2 separate regions of the Homo sapiens genome follow, and region 1 is linked to region 2. Evidence: read pairs that join two places in POLR2A ChIA-PET (ENCODE). Cell type or tissue: GM12878. All regions are shown on one strand.

The links. ChIA-PET counts read pairs that join two places held together with the same protein. Peaks named below come from ENCODE experiments on the same cell type or tissue, not always from the same donor. Only the 100,000 strongest peaks of a DNase experiment are listed, where the experiment ranks them.
Region 1: POLR2A ChIA-PET joins it to region 2 with 8 read pairs; 8 of 35 experiments call an interaction of 5 or more read pairs at or near these places.

What each region holds. Positions count from the first base shown.
Region 1 is chr11:46,435,056-46,439,055 of GRCh38, reverse strand. All of the region lies in intron 12 of AMBRA1 (autophagy and beclin 1 regulator 1), which reads left to right. Among named protein-coding and RNA genes, the nearest start is that of MIR3160-2, 15 kb to the left of the region's middle. In GM12878, no CTCF peak of the experiment used is centred here; DNase peaks (open chromatin) are centred at 1,555 and 3,201.
Region 2 is chr11:46,487,672-46,491,671 of GRCh38, reverse strand. All of the region lies in intron 11 of AMBRA1 (autophagy and beclin 1 regulator 1), which reads left to right. Among named protein-coding and RNA genes, the nearest start is that of MIR3160-1, 38 kb to the right of the region's middle. In GM12878, a CTCF peak has its summit at 1,504 (motif pointing left); a DNase peak (open chromatin) is centred at 1,510; H3K27ac peaks cover 800 bases.

The sequences.
Region 1 (4,000 bases), 53 kb after region 2:
CAAGTGATTACCCTGCCTTGGCCTCCCGTAGTACTGGGATTACAGGTGTGAGCCCAGCCTGATTCTGTGTTTTACTGATGAGTTCAGCAACCACCAAGTTGATTTATGTGAATTGCATTTAACCTTTTCCTGGAGTTAGGCTAAAGATCTTGCCACCTGCTTCTCTCACTTGAGATTTGAGATTAGTGTTTAGAAGTTTATGAATAAGGCCTCATGCATAAATAATTTTGAAATTGCTTTCCTGAAAAAAGTGGCACATTAGATTCACTATGATTTTTAAGAGTGAACTCTTACTGGGTGAATGGAATTGGTCACTAGGCTGTCCTGTCAGAATAGGCCTTAAGAAACCCGGCGGATGAGTGGTGTGGGGCAGGCGATACCACAGGGGATATAGTGCCTTCAGGGAGTGTTTATGGGTCATCTGGAGCTCTGTACAGGCCTTATTCTGAAATCCAGGGGGCTCAGAGATAGCCAGGAGGAAATTTTTCTGCTGATTTAACCCCCCTTGGGTTTTCCAAATCGGTATCTAATGCATTTGCAAAGGCACTGCAACTGCTAATTGCTCCCGTGGCCTCATCTGGCCAGCCAGCAACAGGCTACAAATCGATCTTTGTACAAGGTGTTTGTTTATAATTTATGGAGCTGATAGGAAGGCAGAGCCATCTGCTCCTCCAGGCATCAGTATTTCTAACCCCTCCCATTCCCTGCTAGGGCATTTTCACTTGGAAATCATTTCTAATTGGGAGGAGATTACATTGCAGAGTCTGGAACATGGCTTCCTGCTGTCTCCTGCATTGTTTTTTCTCCCTCCGGAGCTGCCCCCTGAAGTTCTAGAGCAGTTTTGATTTGAAAATCCTTTCTTTCCTAATCTTTATTTCCATTCTTCACTGCCCAGCTAAATACCCCATCATTTTTTTCCAATATGTTTTTTGCCTTTAAGTGAAAGCCAGTTGCTGGAGATGCATCTCCCAGACTAAGGATTATTTGACAAGGTCGCATTTCTCAGGTGTAGTCCCAGTCCGGCAACATCAGAGACACCTGGGAATTTGTTAGAAATGCAAATTCTCAGGCCCCGTCCCAGCATTCTGTGTTTTAATATGCCCTCCTGGTGAGTTTGATACGTGTTAAAGTTTGTGTGCTGCTGGGGTCACACAAGGTATGGAGCACCACAAAGACTTCTAATGGTGTGTAAGCTATAGCCGGTGTCTTCGGCTATATTTTACTTCTCCCTTTTCTCTCTACCTTATATTATTGTTGAATCCAAAAAGGATGAGTTAGTTGTTCTTTGTCATTAGTACATTACTTTCCTGTGGCCTAAATAAACAAGTAATTGAGATCCAAGAAATCTCTTCCTGTATGAATTAACTCATCAAAATTTCAGCCTTACGAGAGGAAGCTGCACAAGTGAATGGAAGCAGTGACACTTATTGTAACTGAACATTTCCTTTTCCACATGTGAAATTAATAGACAACAAACAGCAAATGTGAGAATGAAATTGTAAACAGAACCCAGTGCAATGGAGCTACCAAATCACTCTATGCCACCACATCCCATTAGGGTAGAAGTGAAACCCCAGATCATGAGCTGCAAAATTTCTGAAACTGAATATGCTACCGGAGAAGCTGTTACAATTTTCAGCATTCTCTTTTCGTTTGTCCTTTGCATATCTCTGTGAGCTCATTGCAGTAGCCAGGAAGAGTTATGAAGTTGGGTGGAGTCAGGGGAGAGGGCAGAATTTGGGAGATAGCTATTGACTTGGAATCGTCATCATATAATACAAATGCAAGCACAGTGGCCTGGATTTGAGGCTGACGAAATGCTTTTTGTCCATATGCCCAGTTTTTAAGGGGTTTTAGAGCCAAGCTTTCCAGAAGAAGGAAAATCTTACTTGTACTCTCCTCTGCACACCTTGTCTCCGTAAGCAGTTAAATGCTTTTTTGTGTGTTGGTGATGAGTTTTGAGGGTTACTATAGCCTTCTAGGTGTTTGACCAAAATAAACGTTAACACACACGAGCTGGATCTATGTAACAGCAAGATAGGAAAGTCTACTTTAATAACATACCCAACAGACATTTTCGAGACATTAAATGTAGATAAAATGGTAACTGTTCAAAGCTGTCTTAAAGCCCATAGAGTCTCATCTCCTTTCCTATTTAGGTTCATGTACTACTTAACATTTATGATTTCTTTATTTTCTTTCTCTCCCTGCTTTTGGTGGTTAGAGTGTAAATTGTTAGTTTCTGTTTATTTTTCTGAGCATTGTCAGCCTCAGAGTTAGAAAACCAAGATGGTCTCACTTCTGAAACTTCTCCCAGTTCCTTTGGTTCTATATCCCCAGCTGGATTCATGTGTTGATCCAGAAAAGGAGAGGGATATTGCCGTGTTTTGTTTTTGTTTTTGTTTTTGTTTTTGTTTTGGCAAAGGGCTTGGGACCCTGAGTAGTAAGTAGCAGACGGTCCCAGTGCTAATTAGATAAATCTAGCCTTACAGGCTAGACCAGATGGTGGGTTGGGAGTTGAGCAGTAGAAAGGCCTAATGGTGATAGCAGTGAGTATTTGGATATCATTATTTTATTAGTTAGCAAACAGAACCATCCTTGTGGTCCCTCTTCGGTTTTATGTGTAATGGTGCTGTAGGTGTCAGCCCCCGAGTTGGCACAATAGCCTAATCAATGTATTCTAATGCCTTTTTTGATATACACTGTCATCTCATTAGCAACACACAGGGAAAGGAGAACAAATAGAGTTTTACAAATCACTCTTAAGTATCAGATCACATAAGCCTGGGGGCCTCTGAAAGAGCAATTCCTTGTTTTGTTTTCCTTGAGGTAATTTCCTAGGGAAACTTGCCCTTGACTTTTTTTGGATTACTGCAGTAGATCACCTGGACTCTGGCGAGGGCAGCTGAGCTTGGCTTTTAAAAAATTACCACAATGCCTCTGACAGTGGACATCTCCTTCAAATAAGAGAAACAGTGAAAAGTTTTTTTGCTTGAGGTATATCTACATGAGACAAAGCCCTGATGAGCTTGGTCTGTTTGAATGTGTTGTGCTGTTCTGCCCGGGCCCATGATGTGGGCACTCTTGTTCTATGCTCACATCAAGGGTAAGCCACTTCTTCCTGGCAGGGAATCACACGGTGGGACTCAGAGGGATTCAAATGAAAACCGAAACAAGGCCTATAGGCACAGTGCCAGTTAACATCTCATTGGTGCTGTTGTGTGGAGTGGATGCTCCTCACCAACAGACATTCCTCCACCCTCAGATCTTGCCACCTTACCAGGCTGAGCCTGCTGCCTGCCTGACCCTGCAGTTTGTTCTCAGGAGCTGCAAAGTGCAGACTAGGGCTGTCATGGACATTGGCATAGAGCATAGTGGGAAATGAAAAGAGCCCTGGCCATCCAGCCGCAGCTGGGCTTTGTTCTGTTTCCTCTCTTGGTAGAGTTAGAGATTAGTATTAGCAAGGAGCTGTTCCAGAAAACTGGTCTCTAGATGTTCCAGTTCTCTTTCTCTTAAATGAGAAAGTAAGATACAAATTTATGAAATGACTTTCTTCTCCAAGGTCACATAACAGGTGTTGAATAGGATTCCTGCCCCAAGAAAGCTCTACCTGTATCATCTTTTTCTTGGAACCAGTGGGTTTGCATTTTCATTTATCTTGGTTTTGATCTCTGGGACAATAACAGCTGTTAAATGGCTCTCTAGGAATAATTTTTAATAACTTTTTCCTTATCTAATCTCTCAAGCGGTATTTCCTAAATGTGAACTAAGACTCAGCAGGTGGTTGTGGTGGTGTTGACTATCCTATAGTTTCCTGCTAAGGTGGGAGAAGAGACATACTTTTCTTGCCTCCTGTGTTTTGTTCATTTGACATTTTAGTTTGAATGAGAAGGTATTCTTTAGCATTTCTAGACAAGGTTCAGGCCCTTAGGAAGTCCCTAAAGTTTCTTGGCCCCAGAATTTTTACAGTATCAACTCCAAAGTTTCTTATCCTCTTTTC
Region 2 (4,000 bases):
CTTGAGTTAGATTAGCAGATGGTTTTCATTCACCATTAAACTAGTTTCTACCAATTTTTCAAAATACATATTACAGAGTATTTATTTATCATTCGTTGATATTTTGATGTCCCTCCAGATTCTATTGGCAGTTGTATCATTTGTTTTCTTCTCTTGAGAAAATTCCAATAATAATAATATAGCAACAAAAGCCTAACATTTATTGAGCACTTGCTATATACTAGGGAGTGTTTTACGTGCTTTACACATATTTCGTTTCTGTCTTGCAGTAATCATATGAGATAGGTGCGATTACCTAATTAACAGTGGAGGAAACTGAATCCCAGAGGGCTAACTTGCCCAGAGTAATGCAGCTAAGAAGTAGAAGAATGGAGCCAGTAGTCTCTAAACCACCTTCCCGATCCGCCTCCTCGTAGTTGTTTTAAAGGACAAAACATTAAAATGTCATTCTTTTTCTTAGGACTTTATAAGAGGGAGAGAGCTCCCAGGGAACTTCAGTGTTTTTCTTGTTTGTTTTAATTATTCTATTTAAATGGTTCCTAGACATAGGTTTTTATGATCCAGTGGTGCTTGCTGAGGAAAATCTTATTATGTAACCGCCCTTTTCCTGAGCCTTCTTGCCCTCCTGGATACAGATGTTTTGCTTTTTATTAAACTTACTTGTGATCATGTAATTGAGCTGCTATAATAATAGCTTTCAGAGTGAAAGAGCAATTGACCTTTTAGCAGTAAGCACTCCCAATTTTCCTGGAAAGGCACTTTGTCATGTATGATTGGAATGAGATTGTAATGGTCCCAGAACAATTACATTTAGCAGACATTTGTTCTACAGCTGTCATATGCCAGGCAGTGTTCTAGGTTACCAGAGTGAATAAGACAGACTATGATCCCTGCCTTCCTGTAGCTCCAAGTCTAGGTGGTTAGCCATGACTCAGTCTTACTCCAGACATAAGTGGAACTTTTGCATGGTGAATGGCTTTTTGCAGGGATGAAGCTTGGAAATTTGGCAGACCTGGAGGGACAAAGCAGACACACACCTGCAGTTTTAGGGGGTGTGACCAGTACTGTAGTGCCAAATGAGTCTTCAGTGGACCCTAAGCAAAGCCATTCAGAATCATCAACAAAAATGGGTTTGCGGAAAATCAAGATCCGTTCTACTTCCTCCCACAAGAGACTGAAAGCAATAATAGAAAACAGAAGCTACTATAGAAAAGTGTTATAAGGTGAAGAGTAAGTTATTGCAAAAAGAATTTTTAAAATATTAAAAAATAAAGAGAAAAGTGTTTTGATAGTCTATTATTCATCTCTTCTCCCTTATCTTGGTGCCTTCACCTGCAATTCTGTAGGTTTCTGGTAGCCTCCAATTGGTCATCAACCCAGGCCTTTCCCCATCATCATCAGCAACACAAATTCTAGACCCATACTTAAAGAGCTGTAAGTACATTTAAAGCTATTGCAGCTCTACCAGGTAAAATTGTGGGAGAACATACAAAAGTCTGAGGAGCTCCCCCTGCTGACATTGTAGCAGACCACTAGCTCTGTGTAGTCACAGCAACTGAAATGATGGAAATGAAGCTGAGTGCCTACCGTGGACCAGGTACTGTCTTTCCCACGTTATCTCTTTTCATCTTTGCAACAACCCTGTGAGGTAGGTGGTAGCATTTCCATTCTGTAGGGAAGAAAACTGAGGCTCAGAAAGTTATGTCACTTGCCCAATATCACTGTGAGAGGCTGACCTGGAATTTTAAACCGGGTCTTCCTGACTCTTAGAAGAGTTCTGTTCTGTCGTCTGTGCCATGTTTTGTTTGAGTTCAAGTAGGGAATATCTGCCAAAAGGTTCTTAAGCTTATAATATTTTTCTGCATGTTTGAGGCCTCATAAAAGTGAAATAAGAAGCTTGGCATTTGACAGCTTCCTGGTAATTACTGGAAGAACAAAAAACTTCTGAGGAATAGGGGCCTGGGTAATGTGGGGTATTAGCTGTCTGTCCTGCATAATCTTTTTGACTTTCATCCTAATGAGCATCTGCTCCTAGCAGATGTGGACCTGATATACTTAATTTACTGTTTTGATTAAAATCAATGGGAAGTGTCAGGGTTTTCTTGCTCCTAGCCACAGGTCATTACGGCCTGGTCCAGTGTCTTGAGCAAGAGATGGCTTTGTGCCCAGTTATCCTAATTTCTCTTATGACTCCTTCTTCTTCTTTTTAAATATAAAAAAGAAAAACTGGCCAGGTGCGGTGGCTCACGCCTGTAATCCCAGCACTTTGGGAGGCCGAGGCAGGTGGATCATGAGGTCAGGAGATTGAGACCATCCTGGCTAACGTGGTGAAACCTCATCTCTACTAAAAATACAAAAAATTAGCCAGGCATGTAGGTGAGAATTGAACAATGAGAACACGTGGACACAGGAAGGGGAACATCACACACCGGGGCCTGTTGTGGGGTGGGGAGAGCGGGGGAGGGATAGCATTAGGAGGTATACCTAATGTTAAATGATGAGTTAATGGGTGCAGCACACCAGCATGGCACATGTATACATATGTAACAAACCTGCACGTTGTGCACATGTACCCTAAAACTTAAAGTGTAATAAAAAAAAAAATTAACCGGGCGGTTGCGGGCGCCTGTAGTCCCAGCTACTCTGGAGGCTGAGGCAGGAGAATGGCGTTAACCTGGGAGGCGGAGCTTGCAGTGAGCCAAGATCTCGCCCCCGCACTTGGGCGACAGAGCAAGACTCCGTCTCAAAAAACACAAAAAAACAAAAAAACCTTTTTACTGAACGGTGTCACTTCTCAGTACGACTTCTTTGACCTATTACTTTTTTGGGAGTGTGTTGTTGAATTTTCCCATATTTTGAATTTCCCAAATTTCCTTCTGTTGTTCTCTTATTTAATTTGATCATGGTCTGAGAACATACTTTGTGTGATTTTATTCATTTTAATTTTATTGGAACTTGTTTTATGGCTTAGTATATAGGCTCTTCTAGAGAGTGTTACCCATGTGCTTGAGGAGAATGTGTATTCTGCAGTTATTTAGTGGAGTGTCCTGTAGATGTCGGTTAAATCTACTTGGTCAATATTATTGTTCCAGCTTTGTATATCCTTGCTGATTTTCTATCTAGTTTGTCAGTTATTGAGAGTGGGTATTGAAATCTCTATTATTATTGAATTGTGTATTTTTCCCTTCAATTTTGTCAGTTTTTTTTTTTGTTTTGTTTTGTTTTTTTGAGACAGAGCCTCGCTCTGTTGCCCAGTGATGCAATCTCAGCTCACTGCAACTTCCGCCTCTTGGGTTCAAGCGATTCTCCTGCCTCAGCCTCCTGAGTAGCTGAGATTACAGGCGTGTGCCCCCAGGCCTGGCTAATTTTTGTATTTTTAGTAGAGATGGGGTTTCACCATATTGGCCAGGCTGGTCTTAAGCTCCTGATGTCAAGGGATCTACCTGCCCCAGCTTCCCAAAGTGCTGGAGTTACAGGCGTGAGCCACTGCATCTGGCCCAATTTTGTCAATTTTTGATTAATGTATTTTGTGACTTTGTCATTAGGTGCACATATGTCTACGACTGATATGTGTTCCTGATGAATTAACTATTTTACCATTGTCCCTCTCTGTCTAGTAATATTTTTTGTCTTAAAGTCAATTTTTTCTTATATTAATATAGCTACTGCAGTTCTTTTATGGTTGTTGATTACATGAGATATCATTTTCCATCCTTTTACTTTCAGCCTGTTTAGCTCTTTGAATCTGAAATGTGTATCTGGTAGAAAGCATATGATTGGAGCTTGTTTTTTATCTAGTCTGACAATCTCTGCTTTTTGATTGTTTAGTCCATTCACATTTAATATTATCATTGATATAGTTGGGTTTTTGTCTGCCATTTTACTGTTTGTTTTTTGTATTTCTGATGTTTTTATTCCTCTGTTCCTTCTTTACTGACTTCATTTGTATTAAATGGGTATCATCTAATGTGTCTTTTAAATTCCTTTTTTGATTTTTGAA